4 separate regions of the Mus musculus genome follow, and regions 2, 3 and 4 are each linked to region 1. The links are chromatin loops, found by intact Hi-C in ENCODE. Cell type or tissue: heart. All regions are shown on one strand. Region 1 overlaps Reep3 (receptor accessory protein 3). Region 2 holds the start of 1110002J07Rik (RIKEN cDNA 1110002J07 gene). Region 3 holds the start of Jmjd1c (jumonji domain containing 1C). Region 4 holds the start of Gm31763 (predicted gene, 31763).

Region 1 (5,000 bases):
ATCTCTTGGATCCAGGGCTGGGAAAATAGTCTTAAGACATGGAAGCATATTAAGTCATACTAATTTAAATTCATTTTATAAGTAGCTTGAAGGGGCATATTTCAATAGGTGCCGTAATAAATATTTCAAGTGCCGTGTTATACTACTGGCTTATATTAGTTTTTAAAACAACACTTGCTTTCCGTTTCCAGGATTTCTCAAGCTGCCTGTGGTGAAGGACCTGTATGGTTATGTTTGCTTTGTGTTTCGTGGTCCTGGGGATGAACCAGTTTGGTTTTGGTTCCCCTGGAAGTCATTTACCATTACTGTTGTAAAAATACAATGGAAATGAGCCCCTAGTAAAACAAAGATGCAAAACCCCAGAGACATATGAGTGTAACACTGATTATTATTCATTTCTATGGACATGAAATACCGCTCGCTCTACTGTGTAATTCTTTACTTGGAATCCTCTTTCCAATAGCAAAAATGTATGAATAACCCCTCATCTATAAAGTGCCATGAGACTATGAGCCATGGGGTATACTACTGGCCAGACCTTAATAAATGGAAGCTCCTTTATAGTGTGTACTCAGCGGGATCTTTCTCTGATTCTAGCTAACTGTACGGTTGAAGAACTGGGTGGTCTATCTTTCAGCTATGGGCTCGTCTCACCTAAAGCATTCCAGGGCCCGTTGTAGAAGCCCAGGCCTGCAGTCCTAGCACTCTGGAAGATGAGGCAGGAGAATCACTGAAGACTTGAGGTTAGCCTGGACTACAGAATGAAGAGACTCTATGTGTCTCAAATAGAAAATAGATAGGTAGACAGACAGATAGATAGATGCCCTGTCCCAGGTAGATTGACAAGGAGACGAGCAAGCAGATAGGTAGGTGGGTAGATAGACACAGACTCAGTATCGCAGATGGATGGATGGATAAGTAAGTAGGTAGATAGGGAGATAGATAGTATGTAGATAGATACATAGATACATATATACATAGATGGGTAGATACATACATGCATACATACATACATACTAGACAGGCAGATAGATACATAGATACATACATACAGATATATACAAACATAATAGATACATACATACAGATACATACACACATACATAATAGATACATATATAATAGATAGATAGATAGATAGATAGATAGATAGATAGATAGATAGATAGATAAAGACAAATAGGTAAGCAGATAGGAGGGTAGGTAGATAGGTAGACCAAAGAGCAAGCTAAATGGACAGCAATAAGAATATAAAAGTATTAGGGAAGCATAAATAAATTACCTATACGTATAAATGAATACTAAAAAAATGTATATTTAGAGGTTGATCTAATTATAAAACAATGATTACTCCACTTTCACTATGCATCAGGTTTTTTGTGTTATCCTTTTCTCTTCTTTTCCTTTCCTTTCTTTTAGAAACATGGTTTCAAGTAGCCTATACTGGCCTCTAACTCACTAAGTAGCGAGCTGAGGCTGGCCTTAAACACCTGATCCTCCTGTCTCTCTATTCCAAGTTCTAAGATCAAAGGCATGTGTCCCCACACTCAGCTCCACTTGAAAATGTAACTTCATCTGCTTTATTCCCTTAATAACACACTCAGATATTTATTATTGGGTTATTTGAACATGTAAGACAATTAGAGATAACATGCTTCTGAAATTTTAATTCTCCCTCATGTGCTAAAAATAACTTAGCCTGCATAAGAGAATCCATTAAATTCAAAACTCCTGTTTTGAAAATACAGTGAGTGATAAAAGTGAACAGGTACTGAACTGGGAGGCCAAACCTACTCCATCTTGGGACCGGCCTCTATCATAAAGGAAAAAAAAAAAAAAAAAACTGAGATTTTTGACCTGCAATAGAACCCAAGCTACACCCACATACCACAGCTCAGCTAGTCCACTGTCTGAGTTCCTCCCTAGCTACTTCCAACAACAGTTAATCAAAGATTAATCTGATTGTTTCAGATGCACTTTCAGACTGTTTGTGATTGTCTTACCTCAGAGCACCCCCCTGTCGACTTACAGTAGACATTCAGTTAGGTACTTGCCAGGATAGACACCCCCCTCCCTTACTTCCATTTCCTATAAAACCTTGTCCTGCTGAGGGTTGAGGCTGCTCCACTTTCCCTTCCCATCCTGCTGTGTCGGGGTTGGGTTGGAAGAGAGCCCAAGCTTGTAATAAAGAGACCCTAATGTTCTTACATGGAAAACGGCTGCTTAGTGGTCTTTTGGGGTTCACGAATGCTTCCTGGCACAACAAAACCAGGAAGGAATAGAATACATCATTGAAGACCTCCGTCACTCACTCGTCTAACAGCAAGACTCTGAGAAACCAAGCTTGAGGTGCAGTGTGTGCATCCCCTGGAATGAGGGATGAGTGCTTAATTACTCCCCACAAATTTCAGAGCACTTCTGCATATCACCATGTCGAGCTGCTGCTCGTCCCAGCCACCACACTACTCTAGATGGAAAGCCACAAAATATTTAATCCCAGACATCCCTAGAGTTCAGAAATGTAGAATGGGTCCACTTGGCTGTGTTCCCTCCCAAGGCTCTGGTTCCCGTGGAAGATCTGTCGTTCAGAGCTGGAAGCTGCCCACATTCCTTGGCTTGAGGCTCAGTCCCTGTGTCTTTGCAGCCAAGAGCTCGGGGCTGAGATCTTTGGATGCCGCCAGCACTGGGCTTTTAGCCTTCTGCCTCCTCCTTCCTCTTGTATGGTCCTTCATGAACGACTGGGCCCACCCCACACCCCCCAAGGTTGTCTGATCCTTGGCCTTAATTCCATCTGCCGCCTTATTTTCTCTTTCTCATATAGCCTAATATACTTAAATTTTGTAGGAATTAAAACAGGGATCTATTCCCAGGAAAGGAGGCAGCATTCTACCAACCCCAATAATATCCAGCCAGACTCGTGTTTGCTGTCCATTCACCCTGGAGGACCTTGTAGGACAGCATGAGTCCACACCAGAACTCCTGGGTTTCTAATCACTCTGCTCTACCGTGCTGCCGTTGTTGTTGTTGTTGTTGTTGTTGTTGTTGTTGTTGTTGAGACAGGGAGCTCTGTGTAGCTCTGGCTGCCCTAGAACTTTCTGTGTGCACCTGACTGGCCTTGAACTCATAGAGCTCCGCCTGCCTCTGTGTCCCAGGTACTGGGATGAAAGGGAGTGCACACCATGCCCAGCCCCAACAGTGCTCCTGTTTTTAAAAGCAAAGGTGATGGAACAGGAGAGAAGTCACATGAGATGGCACACGACCTAGATTCTGTCAGTAGCTCACATCCCTGATTCCATTCCAGGCGATTCAGTAACTACTGCTGAACTCCAAGAGCACCAGGCAGGCATACAGTACACATCAGACAAAACATTCGTACACATAAAATAATGGAAATAAATATCTAAATTTTTTTTAACATAGGTGACATTCTAACTCCACATAAAAATTGGGGCAGCTTTCATTACCGGCCAGTGACCATTCTTGGGATTAATTTACACTTTGGGGGCCACAGTGATTTGGCTATTTTTTAGCAAGGCATTGAGGCAGGACCTCTAAGCTCTCAGATCAACTGTGAACTGAGAGGTTAAAAATTTTTGATAGGGGCTGGAGAGATGGCTCACCCATTAAAGGCTAGGCTCACAACCAAAAATTTCCATAGGGCTGGCCCTGGCTTAATCCCAATGCTCAGGAGGCAGAGGCAGGCAGATCTCTGAGTTGGAGGCCAGCCAGGTCTACAGAGACAGTTCTAGGACAGCCAGGGCTACACAGAGCAACCCTGAGTCAAAAAAAAAAAAAAAAAAAATTAGAAAGTATTTGAAAGTCCTGTAAAAAATTGGAAGAGAAAAAAAAATCTTAATAGCCCTTATTTTCTCTGAGAGCAGGACATTAATACAGTGTTCTTGTGTTCACCTAAATTTCACCAAATAGAGCCATCCTGTTTAAACTGGTCCTGCCATGTTTGGCAGATCTGTAGACTCACTTTATTTTTTTTCCTGTGGAAGTTTCTTAGCAGTAGTAAACCTCTTTGCATGTCTGTGTTCTGATCTCAATATCTCTTTATGCTGCCCGGTACTGTATCCCTTAATGTCTGTCTCCTACCATAGGAAGGGTTTGGCTACTTTAATTGTACTATTCGATACCTAGAACATAGTTGGTATAAAGTAATTAGTCAGAACTTTGAATAAATGAACTTGTAAGACAGAAAAGCTGGCTTCTCGGTGCTTGCAGAATGCTACATTCTGTGCATTGCAAGAGCCTGTATGTGTTCCTGGAGGACCGATCTGTTTCCTCAGCTTGAATTCTGCCGGGTTAGGGCACGTACAAGCCCATTCTCAACGCTTATCCCCAAACCCAGCGTCTTTGTGATAGTTAGTCCTGACCTAAATTCTGCTGATATCTACTTCAAAAGCACGTTCTGAAAGCAAACATTTTGGACTCATTTACTTCTTCCCACCCTAACTACTACCACTCCCCCAAAGCCTGCAAACGGCAGGTTGCACCTGATAAAACAGATGCCGTGTGCAAATCAAAACAAACGGGAGAGCTCTGTGTGTTTTGGCAGCGTTCCTTTCTTCCTTTGCCTATTTTTAAAGCTGAGCTTTCCTGGGATATAATTTCCTGTATGGTGTGGCTGATATGGCCTACTTAGATGCTCACAGCCTTGCAGTAATTGAAATGCAAGCTTACTGGAGATTTAATAGGGTTTTTGCAAAGTTTTCCAGGCTCATACATCTTAAAGATTCCAAAATATGAGAGTGTTTACTTCCAAGTCGTGTGTAATTGCTGTAGCTTTTCTAGGAAACCGGTTTTCTTATTCTAAGAATACTGGAGAGTGCAGCAAGGAAAGACGGGCTAAACAGTACTTGAAAGTTAAAATCAGACATTTGGGCCTGAGATTTACTGTGAACAAGGAACAAAGGAGGGACAGGCCTTTGGGAGATGACTTATTAAAAGGCCCAGCAATGACTCTAGTCCTCTGTTGAGTTTCCAACGTGACCTCA
Region 2 (5,000 bases), 140 kb after region 1:
AAAACAGATTTTCCTCTTCTTTGACCTTTTCTCGGGATGATTGTACTGTTGTTAACTTTATTACTGGAGCTTAATGTCCAAGAAAGCAGGAAACACTTCTGGAAACAGCTGTGAATGTGGCCATTCATTGATTTTTTTTTTGTCCCCATCATTAGGGCCTTCGGAGAGGGATTTCAGTTTTCAGGGCTAGGGCGCCTGTGTTCTCCTTAGAAGTACTAATGACAGGCACTTAAATTAGACCACACAGAGTTAAGGGAAATGATTCAATCCTCCATTTTCATCAGACCAGCGACTGGAGCCATCTACCTTGACCTCTCCAAGGGGTTCCAGAACAACTGTGTAATTCCCAGAAAGATAAGAGGAGGCAGGTCACTCGGTGGTTCTGAAGTCTCCCCTGTAATCCCAGGGCACACCTCAAGGCAGGAGGATGCCAAAGTACGCGGGGCAAGTTGGGTGTGAGCGGAGACGGGGGCCTTAATGGAGGGCCTGGCACTGTGACAGTGTGCAGGCCCAGTCTGGCCTGTGCGGCAGCTGCACAAGTTTTCCGGGACCGCAGCCAGCTGGTGGCTCATGGCAATGGTTTCTGGGTCCTGGCTCTGTCCCAAAACAGGCTGGAGCTCCTTAGTGTGATCCGGCCATGGCTTTGTTCTGACTCCAAGATGAAGTTTGGCTCCTGAACCAGAAAGGGGAAGGCAGGTCCATGCCCCCTTAACCCACGCTCTCCTTCCAACCAATCTGATACAGGGGACCGAGGGCGGGAGCAGAGTTAAAAGTCTAATGCTATGCAGGGTGGTTCCGCCCCCTTTGGGTCTCCTCAGCGCACCTCGACGCTAACCTTTGAACACTGAGCGCCAGCTGAGACTGAGGTCACTAAGTGCTTCAGTCTAAGGCAGAAGTCTAGAAGGTCCAGGAACACTTGGAGGTGACCCCAAACTGAGTTGCAACAATGCACGCCTTGGTTTTGCAAGACATATGATCTCCCAAATCAGGGTCTCTGAAACAGGCTACCCGGAAATCCACAGAGCTCTCAAAACAAGGTGACTCCTAATCTCCATCTCACGTTCGGTGACCATTTCCAACGGTGATGTTCCTTGACACGAAGGCTTCACTTTAAGGCATCTTTAGGACGTTTTGGTATCTGTATTGATTAGATTAGGCCATCTAAGGCAAGGCAGAAGGAGCTTGTAGACAAAGCTCCTAGACGAGACTCCAGCCTCCCGCGGCAGCTTGCTGTCCCAGCCCCTCCCATCTGGGGCTCTGAAATCGGCTTGTAAAATATAGGCTTTATTTGTAGGCTTCTCCCTCTAGTTTCAGGCTAATTCTCCTAGATTGAGAGTAACACAATAAAAGCAAGAAATTTTGTTTTGCTTGTTTGTTTGGAGTGCTTTCCTCCCCCCCCCCCCAACTCTTTTTTTGGAAACTGCAACCTCGGATCCCCACAGAGGCTGGGGGGGGGGGGGGGAGGAGTTAAGAACATCAATCAGTTTCGCAGCTGGAGGCTGAGGCTTTCCTCAGGGAAGACTTTTTACATAAAACAGATTGTACTTTGTCCTTGCCAGGGCAGACAAAGGTTTAAATTAAATATGCAGCAAGCTCCAGTTGGCTGCCTGCCACCACCCCGAGGTAGGGGGAAGGGAGACCGTGTCCCCCGCTCGCCTGACTCACTCAGTGTTTTTTTTTTTTTTTTTTTTTTCCCCTTCCCATTTCTGTTACTTCAGTGGAAGGCGCCTGCAGTCTTGGGTTGGGTTTTTCTGTAAATGCACTCTGTGAGAGATACGCAGCCTTCTGGGACCTTGGCTTCCTCTTCCATGCAAAGAGGGAGGTGACCTTTGAAGGTCTCTTCCGTATTTAACCTTTTCCGTTTTCTCTGATCTCGGTGGCAGGGATTTTCAGCAAATGCCCTAACCCTCTCTGTAGGGGGCTCACGTTCACCATTTCCAGGGTGAGTTCATCTCTGTGTAACTCGTCCTTACCTGGAGTGACTGGGTGTGTGATCTATTCTCACCATTCCTGGGGTGATCTCATCGATGTGTGATGCATCTTCACCATTCCTGGAGTAACCTCATCCATGTGAGATACATCCTTATCATTTCTGGGGTAACCTCATCTATATGTGATCTACCCTCCATTCCTGGGGTGACCTCATCTGTGTGGCACACAATGTGATTATAAAAAGACAAAGAGGTATAAGAACATGTTCTATGGGGGTGTGGTGAGGGGGGGGTGCCTCAGTGGGCCCATGCCAATGCATCCTTTCTCCCTGAAGGACCAGCCACATTCTATACTATTATATTGTATAGAATAGAATTTATTCAGGGCATGGGGAGAGGAGTTAAGTGGATAGTAGAGGCAGAGAAAGGCAGAGAGAGAGAGAGAGAGAGAGCAGAGAAGTAGAGGCCGGCCATGACCACAGGGAGAGAGGGAGAAGGGAAGGGGGAAGGGAAGAGCCCAAGAGGGCACGAGAGAAGCAAGCCGGGAAGGAGTAAGAGAGGGAGGAGGGGGCAAGCAGCCCCTTTTGTAGTGGGCCAGGCCTACCTGGCTGTTGCCAGGTAATTGTAAGATGGAATTTAGACAGAGTGCTAACCGTACACATCTTCACCATTCTGGGGATGATTTATGGATGGAAAAAAAGAGAAAGAAATGGGAGGAGCTCAGGATGTTCTTAGGTATGGTGGAGGAGAAGGTTTGTGACAGACATAAGAGAGAATACAGAATATGGACAAAAAGAGGCATCTGGGAGAGTGCAGAGTGAACATTGCCAGACTGAGCTGGACTATGTGGAGAGAGAGAGGCAGGGAAAGCAAGAAAGGAGACACTAACAAAGAGGGGTAGCCTGGGCTAAGAGATAATGTAACCGAAATGGCTGAATTGTATAGGAGCCAGAGAGGCTGGGGGAAGGGAAAACCCAGTCCAGCCTCGTGGCTGGAGAAGTTTAGGGTATGGGGTGGAGTATGCCAGCCAGGAGGACCCTGGAATGGGTAGAGACTCAGGGATGGTGGGAAAACTTGGTGGCCAGGGTCAGCTTTGATATGGTAATAGTAACCTCTGTTAGCTGTTTGTCTTGGGTTTGAGACCTAACAGTTTGATTTATATGTGATCCATCCTCACCATTCCAGGCATGACTTCCTCACCTCATCTATGTGTGATCCATCCTTGACATTCCTGGGGTGACTGGGTGTGTGAAGGTCTAACTCCACCTCCACCCCACCCCCACTCCAGACCTCTTGGACCAGCCAGCCATATTATCAGGGGACGTAATTAATGACATTTGACCTTGCATCCCAGTTGGAAAGCATTCATGCCTTACCTTCATCCTTCATCAAACAGCTCAAGCCAGTTGCTACTAGAGTTGAGGGTCCCTAGGGTGGAGTAGACATCGTTCTCTTTTTATGCTTTTAAATATTGGTAAGTGCCCTGAACTAGTCTTAGGTCAACTTGACACAAGCTAGAGTCATCTGAAAGGAGGGAATTTCTATTGAGGAAATGCCTCCATGAGATCCAGCTATAGGGGATTTCCTTAGTTAGTGATCAGTGGGGGAGGGCCCAGCCCACTGTGTTCTAACCCTGGGCTGATGGTCCTGAGTTCTATAAGAAAGCAAGGTGAGCAAGCCATGATGAGCAAGCCAGCAAGCAGCACCCCTCCATGGCCTCTGCATCAGCTCCTGCCTCTGGGTTCCTGCCCTGTTTGAGTTCCTGTCCTGACTTTCTTCGATGATGAACAGTGATGTGGAAGGTAAGACAAATAAATCCTTTCTTCCTAACTTGTTTTTTGGTCTTGGTGTTTCATTGCAAAAATAGAAACCCTAACTATAGGGCTGGAGAGATGGCTCAGCAGTTAAGAACACAGGCCACTTTCCCAAAGGTCCTGAGGTCAATTCTCAGCAATCACAGTCATCTGTAATGGGACCTGACGCCCTCTTCAGTCAGGCAGGTATACATGCAGAAAGAGCACTCATATACATAAAACTAAACAAATCTAAAAAACAAAAACCTAAACAACCCTAACTATAATGACAATAGTAGTAATAACAATAATAAAAACAAACCTTGGGGCCTAACCAAGCAGTTGATGGGATCTGAGGACGGAACTCAACTTGCAAGTTGGTTGCTGGGGGCTGGGAGAGTGTATGCAACCCTGGGATTCATCCCCAATACTGCATTTAACCTGAGTGCACAGCCTGGGTGTGGAGGAGCAGAAGTTCAAGGTTGTTTGAAGGAGAATGACTCCATAGGCTCAGAGATTTGAATGCTTGGTCACCAGGGAATGGTGCTATTTGACAGGACTAGAGGGTGTAGCCATGTTAGAGGAAGCATGTCACTGGGAGTGGCCTTTGAAGATGAGGATGTCGCTGCAAGCTCCTTCTCTAGCCCCATGTCTGCCTGCCAGCTGCCTGCCTGCTCCCACCACGATGATGATGGACTGAACCCCTGAAACTGTAAGCCAGCCCCAATTAAGTGAGTTTAATTAAGTGAGTTTAATTAAGTGAGTTTAGGCCCCAGTTATAAGAGTTGCAGCCTTCAGTGTCTTGTCACAGCAACGGAACAGCGACTAAAATGTGGAGATACAGGAGGCCTCGCCTCAAAACGTGACAACATAAAAATTCACGTTGTAAGCTGGGCGGGAAGACAGCTCCTTTAGAGGTTGTCCAGTCATTGTTTTCAATATTAAACTGTTACACTCGGAGGTCAGTTTCAGGAGAATAACTTGACCGGTGTTTAGCTTCCAAATCAAGTCATGTCCTAGAAGTTAGTGGCTCTGCTCTTTTATCAGTCAACTTATAATTTCTAGTTCCATGATAAACACTTTTTAAATCTTTTTACTTCTTACCTTCACCTCTAGCAGCTCTAAAGGAAGGCATGTTTACACATCAGGTCTCTTTTTTATATTATTTAGCAAGGGTGTACTTTATGCGATGATTAACAGTAAATGTAAAGATTGTTTTTTATATATTATTGGATAATAAACTAAGTAGGCTAGGGGCTAGAGAGATGGCTCAGGG
Region 3 (5,000 bases), 68 kb before region 1:
TTGACATCTTCCCACACCACACCCACGATTTTGGATTACACCCATTCAAAGCAGTGACTGCCTGACAATTGTTACTTCTAAGCAACCACCTTATTATCTTGCTATTTGGAAAAATAAGGGAGGTGGGCAACTGGAATATGTTTGTTCCCTCTGTATCCCTTTCTTTCCAACAGACCTTTCAAAAACAGTTTCAGAACTTGACTGTCTCCAATACTATCTAATCTAATTTCCTAATTCTCACGTATATAGGAACACAGTACATAATTCTGTTCCGTGTTTGCTTTAGTGTCTAAGCCATTACCCAGGCATCCTCCACGTAAAATCTTCAATTTTCATATCAAAGCGGAAAGAGAAATGAGTTCCGGCATCTTTACACAAACACAAAGCAACGGCTTTGTGAAGCTATCACAAGTAAGCATTAAGATGAGTAAAGTTTAAGGGTTCTTTTTTTCCTTTAGCACAAAGAACTGCCATGCGGAGTTTTGTCAATTGTCTCTATTTTTAATTCCTCTTATAAGTATTCACAACTAAGCCTATTTTACACGGTTAAACTAATAATACAGTGCGTGGGGAACTATGGAATTGATAGCAGGTAGGAATGGTTTGCAAGAACACACTCGAAACTTCCAACAACCATATCAAAATGGTGACTATTTTTGCATTTTATGGTGGATTTGATCTAAATGCAAAGGGGGAATATCTTAATATTCCCTACCCCCACTCTACTTACTCAACTCTATCTCCAGTCTACTCACTCAATCCCATTCCCTTATGAGAATGCGCTTGTGACCAAAAGAATGTATCCTGGCACGAAATCATAAATACACATTTATTCTCCTGAAAGGTAACACTGACAGTGTCCTATGTAACTGATAAATGTAGGGGAGGCTACTTAGAAGTACTAAATGCCGTTCAAACCCCTAATTTACACTATCTCTAGCCTTCGTGAAGCCATATAAGACTCAGGAGCCGGAGTTCCCTAAAGCACTGTCCGTTTCTAACAAACAAAATACAAAATGATGGAGAAAGGGAGAAATAATTTCGACTAGCCCTCGTACCAAAAACATTTCTATCGTTTCCGGCTGGAAAGCCAAACGCAGGATGGTTTTGCCCGGCAGAGTCGGGCCATAGCAGCCAGCGCTCCCCTTGCCGGGCCCGCCCGCCCCACCTGCCGCCCGCCCGCCCCGCGCAGAGGGGCGTGCCACATGCTGCCCGCCAGCTCTCACCGCCAGGTCCGGGTGGCCGCGGTCGCGGTGGGACACGGCTCGGATGACCCCCGCCCGCCAGCCGCGCCCGCAGCCGCTCTGCCCGCGCTCCGGACGCGCGTCCTCGCCGGCCGCCACGCACAGGAACCGCTTCCCCACCAGCTCGGGCCGCGTCTCCACCGCCATGGCCGCCACTGCGCCGGGGACGAGCGCAGCCCGCTCCTACCGGCCGCCCATGCCGAGGAGCCGACCGCAGGCGAGGCGGCCCGCGAGCGAGAGCGCCCCTGCACGCTCGACGACCCGGAGCCGCGCCGCCCACGACCTCACGCGCGGCCCACAGGCAAACTGACAGGAATGAGCGCGCGGCCGCTCAGGCGGCCGGTACCCCTCCGCCCCTCCGGCCGCGCCGCGTGTCCTTCCGCGGGCGGGGGAGTGGGGGTCGGCGTCGGCGGGCGCGCCAAGTAGTGCCGCCCACGGACTGCGCTGCGGCCTCGAGAGGTGGCCGCCGAGGGACAGCAGCCAGGCTGCTTCTGCCGCTCCGTCTGCGCCCCCTCGGAGGGGCGAGTGCGGGGACGGGGCTCGGCTCCCACGCGCGGTCGCAGAGCCAACTCCCGGAGGTCCGCATGTCAGGAGCGACGGCCGTGCGAACACATAGCGCCGTCGTCAAGGAGCCCGGATCCCCGCGCGGCCCCGGGCGAGCCGCGCCGCCCACCCCACCGCGCCCCCTCGGCGGCCCGCGGCTCTAAACCAGCATTCCTCCCGGCGGCAATTCTAATTCCGTGTTGGAGCAGTTCGGAGATTTACACCTCGTGCCGCCTTCTTACAGGAACGCTAGACACTCCACCGCGAGCTGTTACCGACATCCTTAAATTTCACAAACTGTCTCAGAGCCAACCCGAGTACTCCGCGTACTAGAACATAGGTAATAAAACGGAAAGCTCCAGAGTCAGTTACTGGAAAAGACCACGGAAAGAAAAGAATCTTAGCCAATCACACTTGAAGAAAATAAATGATGGTTTTACTTCCCGTCCAATCACAACAGGACTTTATAACCCAGACAAAGACAGCTAGGAATTCCTCTTCTGATCGCTCCTCAGTTCTCACAGGCAAGTCTCTCTTTCAAGATAGCAGTGAGAAGTTTGACGACCGCTATGCTTGTATTTTAAAGATCTGTGAAAACGGGAATCAAAATTCAATCTGCCGTTTTCCAGGGATTATCATCTTCAAAAATTCATCTAATCCTATAAAAATCTTTTCCTCCCCCCCATGCTTTCTGAAAACCCTTACAATAGCACTGAGTGCTTACAATAAATACAAAAGACATATCTGTAGACCATTTAAACTAAACTGTTAAAGCTACAGACAGACAGTGGCGGTGGGAGAGTTGGAAACTCTCAAAGTCAGTTGAATAGATCAGCTCAGGGCTGAAGAGATGGCTCTGCGGTTAAGACTGCTCTCCCAGAGGTCCTGAGTTCAATTCCCAGCAACCACATGGTGGCTCACAACCATCTATAATGGGCATCTGATGCTAGGAAAACTGCACAAATCTGCATGCTGTCGGCTCTGGATTCCTTCATTCCCACCTAAGGTTAGTAAGCCCAATAAAACAAGCCACTGAAAGAGTGCAGCACATATAAAGATGTTTAAACGGAGTCTCATATTCAAATACCAACCATCAGTGATCTCCCTGCTTTATAACTTGCAGCACAAAGTAATCATTAAAGGAAATTGGGGCTGGGGACAGACGGTGCTGCTGGGTGGCAAAGCACTTGCCTACTTGGTGGGAAGGTCTGGGTTGGGGTCCCAGTGTGGGTGAAGTCTTTTTGTTGTTGTTTCTCTTTTATTTTTTAAAGAAGACTGCTTAATCCCCAACTGTCAATGACACCATACTACTACAAGGAAAACAGTCCATTAAAAAGCATGTAAAGACAACGAAAGCAACACTCTGGAGAGAAACAGCTTTCCCAGGCCACAGATCCCCACAGCAGCATTTCTTACTAGCTAATCATGGGGCTTATCTGAGCGCACGCTCTTGCTTTTCTCAAGTGTATGCCACCACAGGCAGCTTTAATACATTTAATGTACTTGAGAATTACAGCTCAAATTTTCTCCTACAACCCCAATACTACAGCCGACATTTAGGTTTTATGCTAGTCTACCTTGAGAAACTTGATTTTTTTTTTTTCCCCAAAAGAATAGACCTTAAAAGTTTTTGTATTGTTTTGTTTTTCAATTTCTTTGCTGGCGTTTTGTTTTGTTTTAAGGAGTAGGTATATTGTTTAATTTTACTAGCAAATCCTAACTATAAATAATATGGAATTAAAAGTGTTAACATGAGATTTCAAACCTTGGATTCAGTCGTCATGGGTCACACGCCCACCTAGCAGAGGAGCCTGCAGGCTTGTCTGTGAGGGTTAACCTAGATTAGAGGTGTTAGGCCATCTTTTCTGTAGGCAGAGGAGCCCACCGACTAGGGAGGGAGGGAGGAACACTCATTTCCTGAGCCTGACTGTGGGTGCCTGATGTTCCTGGCATTCTTGCCATCATGCCCTCCCTACACCATGGACTGTGTAGCCATGACTGTGGGATGAAGGGAGGGAGGACTCTTTCACCATCACTCTGCTTCTGTCAAGGTATTTTGTCACAGTAACAGGAAAAGCAACTAAATACCCTTAAAATACTCTTGTTTTTCATTTACGATTTTCCTTATTTTATAAAGACCCCTTGAGTTCCAGGCCAGCATGGTCTACAGAGCAAGCTCTGCTCCCAGCATCTATGAGCCTATTATGAAATGGATTAATAGATGGATACAGTGCAATCAATGTCTTTTCTCCTTTAGTCTTTTTCTTCTTTGGAGACAAGTTCTCTTCCCTATGTAGGCCAGGCTGGCCTGAACTTGGGATCCTCCTGCTTCAGCCTCCTAAATACAGGCTTTGAGGTGATACACCACCATACACATACCTTTTCTTACTCCAACCGAAGAGAACTCAGAATTTCTAAATCAAGAGTTGTGATTCAGAGTTCCTGTTCTGCCTACGTGCTCTTGCTGCCTTCATGTCACGCTGCATTATCCCATTTCACCAGACCTAACAGTGCTAAAAATACCTTTAAGCATGGGCTGCAGCAGAAATGCCTGGCTGTTCCATTAGAATATGAAAAGAACGGATATAAGGATTTATAATTCCCAAGCAAAGCCTTGATTTCTTTAGCAAACTACCAATCTGATACAAACTCCAAAGCCAGTCTCTGGGAGCCTATACAAACACCTGCCTACTGTCAGCCTTCCAAGGAGAGCAGCCTCATCTCTGCAGGAGCCAACATAAGAGTCTGATTTCTGTCTTCTTGGGGGTGGGGGTAATACAAAAGGAAGAAAGGAAGGAATAACCCACAAGCAATCTCGACTGAGCTTCTAATTGTGCATTCTCTACTGATGGTCACTACTTTCTATTTCTAGTGTGGCTGGCTGCACAGGAACCCAGGACTTACTAACTTCCTCATTTAGACTTGGCTTTTAATAATAAAGTACTAGAAAGTTAGAATCTATAAATAACAAGACAAAATTCCTACTCTGCTCAAGAGGAACCCCAAGAAAAAAGGAATGGAAACAAAGGATGGAACACACGAAGCAACTCTCTCCAGGGTGTCTTCCAGCAAGTTCTCTACAGACACCCTCCCAGAAATGCTCCAACTATTAACTGCCACCAAAACAAAACAAGCCACATGCAAATTCTCACTCCACAAACAGGTCTGGTTCCTGCAGGGCCATATTTCTACTGAACCCACAAGCTCCCTCTG
Region 4 (5,000 bases), 54 kb after region 1:
CTGAGCATCTCACTCAGCTCTCCACAACTTCCTAATTCAGGCCAGCCTCCCCTCTCACTGAGAAGGATCTGTGTGTGTCTGTGTATCTCTGTGTGTGTTTGCGCGCGCGCGCGTGCGCGTGTGTGTGTGTGTGTGTGTCTCTGTGCCTGTGTGTGTCTGTAGCTTATAAGAATCTGTCCTCTCTACCATTTGGTTGCTGACACTAGGACTCTGGTCCTTAGGCTCAGAGACAATAACATTTACTTACTGAGCCATCTCCGGATTTCCCTCCAGTCCTGGAACAGAAGAAATATCACTACATTTTTAGTAACTTTGCAGATTTTCACCATGACCTTCAATGGTCAAGTCCTCTGGTATAGTGAATTTCATGTTTTCAACTGACTCCTTTGGAGAATACTAACAGAGAAGGCTGGGGAGAGAGGAGGCGAAGATCAGGGATAGGCTTGGGGTGCGGGTGGGGAAGAGAGTGTATTTCCTTCCAACTGCCAGGGTCTAGAGAAGAGGAGTGGATGTGGATGGATGATCTTCTACTGTGATGCACCTTCTCAAACTACATCAGGCCAGGCCTAACTTACATGACGTCAAACCTGAGGGATGAAGAGGGTCATGGTTCTACCAGCAATCATTAGTAGGTACTCTGGATTAACTAGAGTTCACCAGAAAAACACTAGCATTAGAGGAAGGAAGGAAGGAAGGAAGGAAGGGAGGGAGGGAGGGAGGGAGGAAGGGAGGGAGGGAGTACATGATAGATAGATAGATAGATAGATAGATAGATAGATAGATAGATATCATTTATACACATAGATTATAAGTAATTGGCTAACCTGATTCTAGAGGATGACAAGATCAAACTTCACAAGGCAGCTTAGTGGGCTGGAGGGCAATGGAAGAGTTAATTCTTTGGAGATCAGGTACATGGTGCTGACCACAGTCCCTTTTCTTCTGATTCGGATGAGGCCCACCCACATTATGGAGTATAATCTGAGCGTCTATTCATTCATGATGTCATCTTGAAAATGAGGATTAAAGCCAGGAGTAGCTGTGCATGGTTTTTTTTTTTAAAGATTGATCGATTTATTTATTTTATATGAGTACACTGTCACCCCCCTCACATACACCAGATGGGGGCATCAAATCCCATTACCGATGGTTGTGAGCCACCATGTGGTTGCTGGGAATTGAACTCAGGACCTCTGGAAGAGCAGTCAGCACTCCTAACCACTGAGTCATCTCTCCAGCCCCTGTGCATGCTTTTAATCCCAGCACTCAATATGCACAAACAGGTGGATCTTTCTGAGTTCCAGGCAAACCTGGTCTATGTGGTGAGTCCAAGGCTAGCTTACTGAGACCCCGCCTCTTAAAAAAACAAAAAAAGGAGGAGGGGAAGAAGAGGAAGAGAAGAGATGGACAGAAAGAGAAGGGATACTGTATCAGTTAAATCAGTAGAATGGCCTAGCCAAGTTGACATATGTACAGTAGCTGTCTCAATATTCTTAAAAATTAAATTTTCAAAGGAACTCCACCTCAAAATAAAGCCATTTTCACTGTCTTTTTATGTAGAAACTTCACGTCTTAGCTCTTGTTATCTTACAACGAAGATGCTGTAGCTTATGTGGGAAAAGAACAACTACACCCCGGCTTCAGATGCCCCTTTGTGTTTCTTGCTGACCATGTACCATCCTTACTTAACAAACCAACCAACCAGCCAACCCAGAGAATAATTCCCACGTCGTATTGTTGGGAACTCGGGACTTTGGTTCATTTCATTATACTTCGGGAATGGCAATACTGAAAAAAGAAAAGGCTAACCTAGAAATGCTTTTATAAATACCCCCGAAGTTTCCGATGTTCATCGGAGGATTACCTGGAATCAGCTGTTGTGTTCATTGATCTGGCTTTTAGCTTCAGAGAAGAGAGAGAAGATGCTTTTAAACTGAATAGGAAAAATAAATCGCCCATCCATTATTGGCTGAGACCAAACAGGAAGCGTTTGAAGAGAGGATGTGGCTACTGAGAGAAGCAGCCCCCTCAGGAAGGGCTTTCCTTCCTCCTAGCCCTCCCACCAGCCTCCAGTTCCTGGCCTCTCCCACTTCAAACTGCACCTTATAAACCCTTTTATGTGCTCCGTTCCCGACACCAAAAATTCCTGGTGTTCCTCCATACTGGGTTTCAACTAATAAAATACACACGCAAACGGTGCGACACCGTTTCACACAGGGGATTAATTTTACTCAGTCTTTAAATTGAAACTACAGTTGGGACGTACCGCAGACGACAGTTTCCATATGCTCTGTTCTAGGAAAGTAGAGCTGTGTTATTTATAGTTTACAACATGCTGTATAAAATTAAAGCTAGCAAAGAGGCTCCCAGGCAGGGAGATTTAGACAAAGACAGGAAGGCAATGTGCCCCATTTTGCAATCTTCTGAGAACCGGCACAAAAGTTTAATACTTACCCTTAAGCAATGCACAGAGGTATTGTGTTTACTTTAGAAAAACGTGTAAGGATGCTCAAAAGAGTAAGAAGGGGGAAATGTTAACGGAGGTGGGGGGGGACTGTTTCAGAAAAGCGAGGCTGAATAATTGTCGGTAAGGGTTGATCTTTCACAAGTGCGGAGTAAAGTCACATGACAGCAGGTTGATCTTTGACCCAACTGTCTCCAAGCACGTCTGACAGCAGCGAGGAATAATTGCTTCCTCATTTAGATTAGACAATGTGCTCTCTGCAAGCCCGCACTCCTCTAAATAGATTGGAGGGAGTAATTGAAGAAAGTTATACTGGGAAGCAGAGTGACCGATTCCTCCTGGTGTGAGCGCAGAGAGCCTCGGTAACCCCTTCAGCCCGGCCTTCATCCTGTTCCTATTTAGGGAACCCGCAGGGCAGCGGTGCTGAGTGCCTGCAGGCTAGCTGCCTTTATTGTTTAGACTTGGGGGGAAGGTCACATGCCCTCTTTGACAGAGAGGTTTATAGACTCTCTCTAATTAGCTGCACCCTCCACCCGACAGACAGTTGGCCACCTTCCAAGAGCGGGGATTTGGTAGCGGCCACTGCTGAAGGAGAAAACAAGGTTATTTACCCCTACGACTGTAGCTCCTGGCTCACCCTTTACACTCAGACACGTTTGCCTTTGTTCCAACTTGCGTTCAGAATTCTGAGTTAGGGCGTGGAGGGAAGTGTGGCTATCTCTTTAGTGCTACACAACACATATGTTGGCTTTAGACCCCTCTCACTGTTCCAAGGCGTCATACAAAAAGAAGGGTAACAGAGCCGTGCTTGTGCATGTCCACCCACCAGCTCTAAAAAGGAAGTTAAATTCGCAATATCTATAAAATAACGACAGTTGTACGTTGGGGGCAGTTGGAAGTCCCAACAGTAAAACGTGATTGGGTTTAGCTATTACTGGAGTGCCCAGAATATATTTGGTTTGTCCTGTTCTGTCGATTCTGCAGGGTGGTAGATTAAGCCTAAAGAAATGCTCAGGGGCTGATTCAAACCAGATGCTCCAGGACGCAGCCCGGCGTTAGGCAAGGCTGCCCCCTCGGCGGTCCGCCAGCGCAACCGAACCCGCTTGCTTGGTCTCCACCAGATACCTCGGCCATAAAAAGCTTTCAAGTCCCCATTGTTATTCCAAGCACATTCCAGGGGGATTGAATCACAGCCCTCAACAGGACTTTCTCCCGGCTTGAACTGCCAGTTTAGGGTGGATCAGATCCCCAACTTCAAATGTGGAATCTACTTCGGGTCAAAGATTCTTTAGGGAAAACCCCCAGAGAAAAACCCTGCTCCCCTCTACCCACCCATATGGGACTGTCTGGGGCCCAGCTGGAGTCCCAGTGCAAGATCCAGGGGTCGTCAGATGAAAATACTGGATTTATCTTATAGGAATAAGTTTCCTGTGCAGGTTTGAGACGCGCCAAGGGGTTGGACTGGAAATTTCTACGTTAGACGGAACGTGCGAGAAAGCCAGTAGGTCCATGCTGGGAGCTGGACTTGAGATTCCCCTGGTTTTAAAGTCAGTTCACAAGGAAAAGTCTCAGCCCCTCCCACGTGTCCACCCAGACTCGTGGGGCCGCCAGTCTAGGACCGGGAGCGCGCACAGCTGGCGGCCGGCAAGCCACAACTGGAGTGCTAACCTCCACACCCAGATGTTCCAGGACGGGGGCGGGGCTCCCGCAGAGGCAGTCCCTCCCTTTCGCAGCCCGGCTCCAGATGCCAGAGGCGATGGGCATTCCACCTCAGGGAGCGAGCTGGATCTGTCGGGGTAACTGGAGCTTTCCTGGGGACGTTAGGATAATGGCGTCCTGCCAGTAGGCTGCAATCGTGATAAACCCACTGCGTGGGAGTTAACAATCCTGGATCCCCAGGAGGTAATGGCAGAAGGAGGGAACCCTGGAGAAGAAACTAGGGGGAAAGCACGCTGTTGGTGGGTTGTGACTAGAGCGGAGTCTCCCCTCTACTTTGCCCTCTGTTCCTGTTTCGAATGCAGACCTTTCTAGTCCGGGTTGTCCACTGCTCCTTCTGGTCCCTCTTCCATCACCCAAAGTGGGAGGAGCTACAAGTACCCTCTCCTTTTTCTCCAAAACTTGAACGTGTCTGGAGAAGTGTGCCCTGCGAAGGAGGCCTTTCCCCTGTAATGTGAGCAGTTTTGGCGACCTGCTCAGCAAACTGCATTTGCCAAGGATTCAAGGCTGGCTGTTCCAGAGAGCCTGCGTCTGTTGGATGGTCCGATAAGAACTTATCATTTCCATTCAACTTGTTTAAGCTGCCCTTCATAAAGTTGTCCTCGGATTATTTTAAGGTTTTCATAACATCCCTGGTCATAACAACCAGAAGATCAGAGCCCCGAGGGATAGGAGTGGATATCATAATGGCAAAAAACGAAATCACAACCATGATGATAAAGGGTGGTCCTTTTTTCTTCAGACAGACGATGGCAGTCTTAAGGCCAGGCCTTCCCTCAACCCCCACCCCTTCAGGGAAACTCAAATAAATAGGCCCTGT

What was found. Peaks named below come from ENCODE experiments on the same cell type or tissue, not always from the same donor. Only the 100,000 strongest peaks of a DNase experiment are listed, where the experiment ranks them.
Region 2: it touches region 1 in a loop (2.7-fold over the local background); 3 of 42 quality-filtered maps call a loop at or near these places.
Region 3: it touches region 1 in a loop (1.9-fold over the local background); 2 of 42 quality-filtered maps call a loop at or near these places.
Region 4: it touches region 1 in a loop (3-fold over the local background); 6 of 42 quality-filtered maps call a loop at or near these places.

What each region holds. Positions count from the first base shown.
Region 1 is chr10:67,056,091-67,061,090 of GRCm38, reverse strand. The region is part of intron 2 of Reep3 (receptor accessory protein 3); the gene reads left to right. Among named protein-coding and RNA genes, the nearest start is that of Reep3, 38 kb to the left of the region's middle. In heart, no CTCF peak of the experiment used is centred here; DNase peaks (open chromatin) are centred at 2,600, 3,190 and 4,530; H3K4me3 peaks cover 535 bases; H3K27ac peaks cover 1,239 bases.
Region 2 is chr10:66,917,112-66,922,111 of GRCm38, reverse strand. It overlaps 1110002J07Rik (RIKEN cDNA 1110002J07 gene), which reads left to right and starts at 1,728. Exons shown (of 5, transcript NR_138561.1): 1 at 1,728-1,942; 2 at 3,723-3,733; 3 at 4,282-4,436. In heart, a CTCF peak has its summit at 1,901; DNase peaks (open chromatin) are centred at 571 and 1,601; H3K4me3 peaks cover 1,950 bases; H3K27ac peaks cover 2,513 bases.
Region 3 is chr10:67,123,649-67,128,648 of GRCm38, reverse strand. It overlaps Jmjd1c (jumonji domain containing 1C), which reads right to left and starts at 1,561. Exons shown (of 26, transcript NM_207221.3): 1 at 1,227-1,561. The coding sequence starts at 1,391. Gm46228 (a long non-coding RNA gene) reads left to right here and starts at 5,000. Exons shown (of 2, transcript XR_001779789.2): 1 at 5,000. In heart, no CTCF peak of the experiment used is centred here; DNase peaks (open chromatin) are centred at 1,408 and 2,018; H3K4me3 peaks cover 2,513 bases; H3K27ac peaks cover 2,178 bases.
Region 4 is chr10:67,001,994-67,006,993 of GRCm38, reverse strand. It overlaps Gm31763 (predicted gene, 31763), which reads right to left and starts at 1,919. Exons shown (of 7, transcript NR_110511.1): 1 at 1,865-1,919. RefSeq lists an enhancer at 1,647-5,000. In heart, no CTCF peak of the experiment used is centred here; DNase peaks (open chromatin) are centred at 2,093, 2,873, 3,533 and 4,123; H3K4me3 peaks cover 3,243 bases; H3K27ac peaks cover 3,693 bases.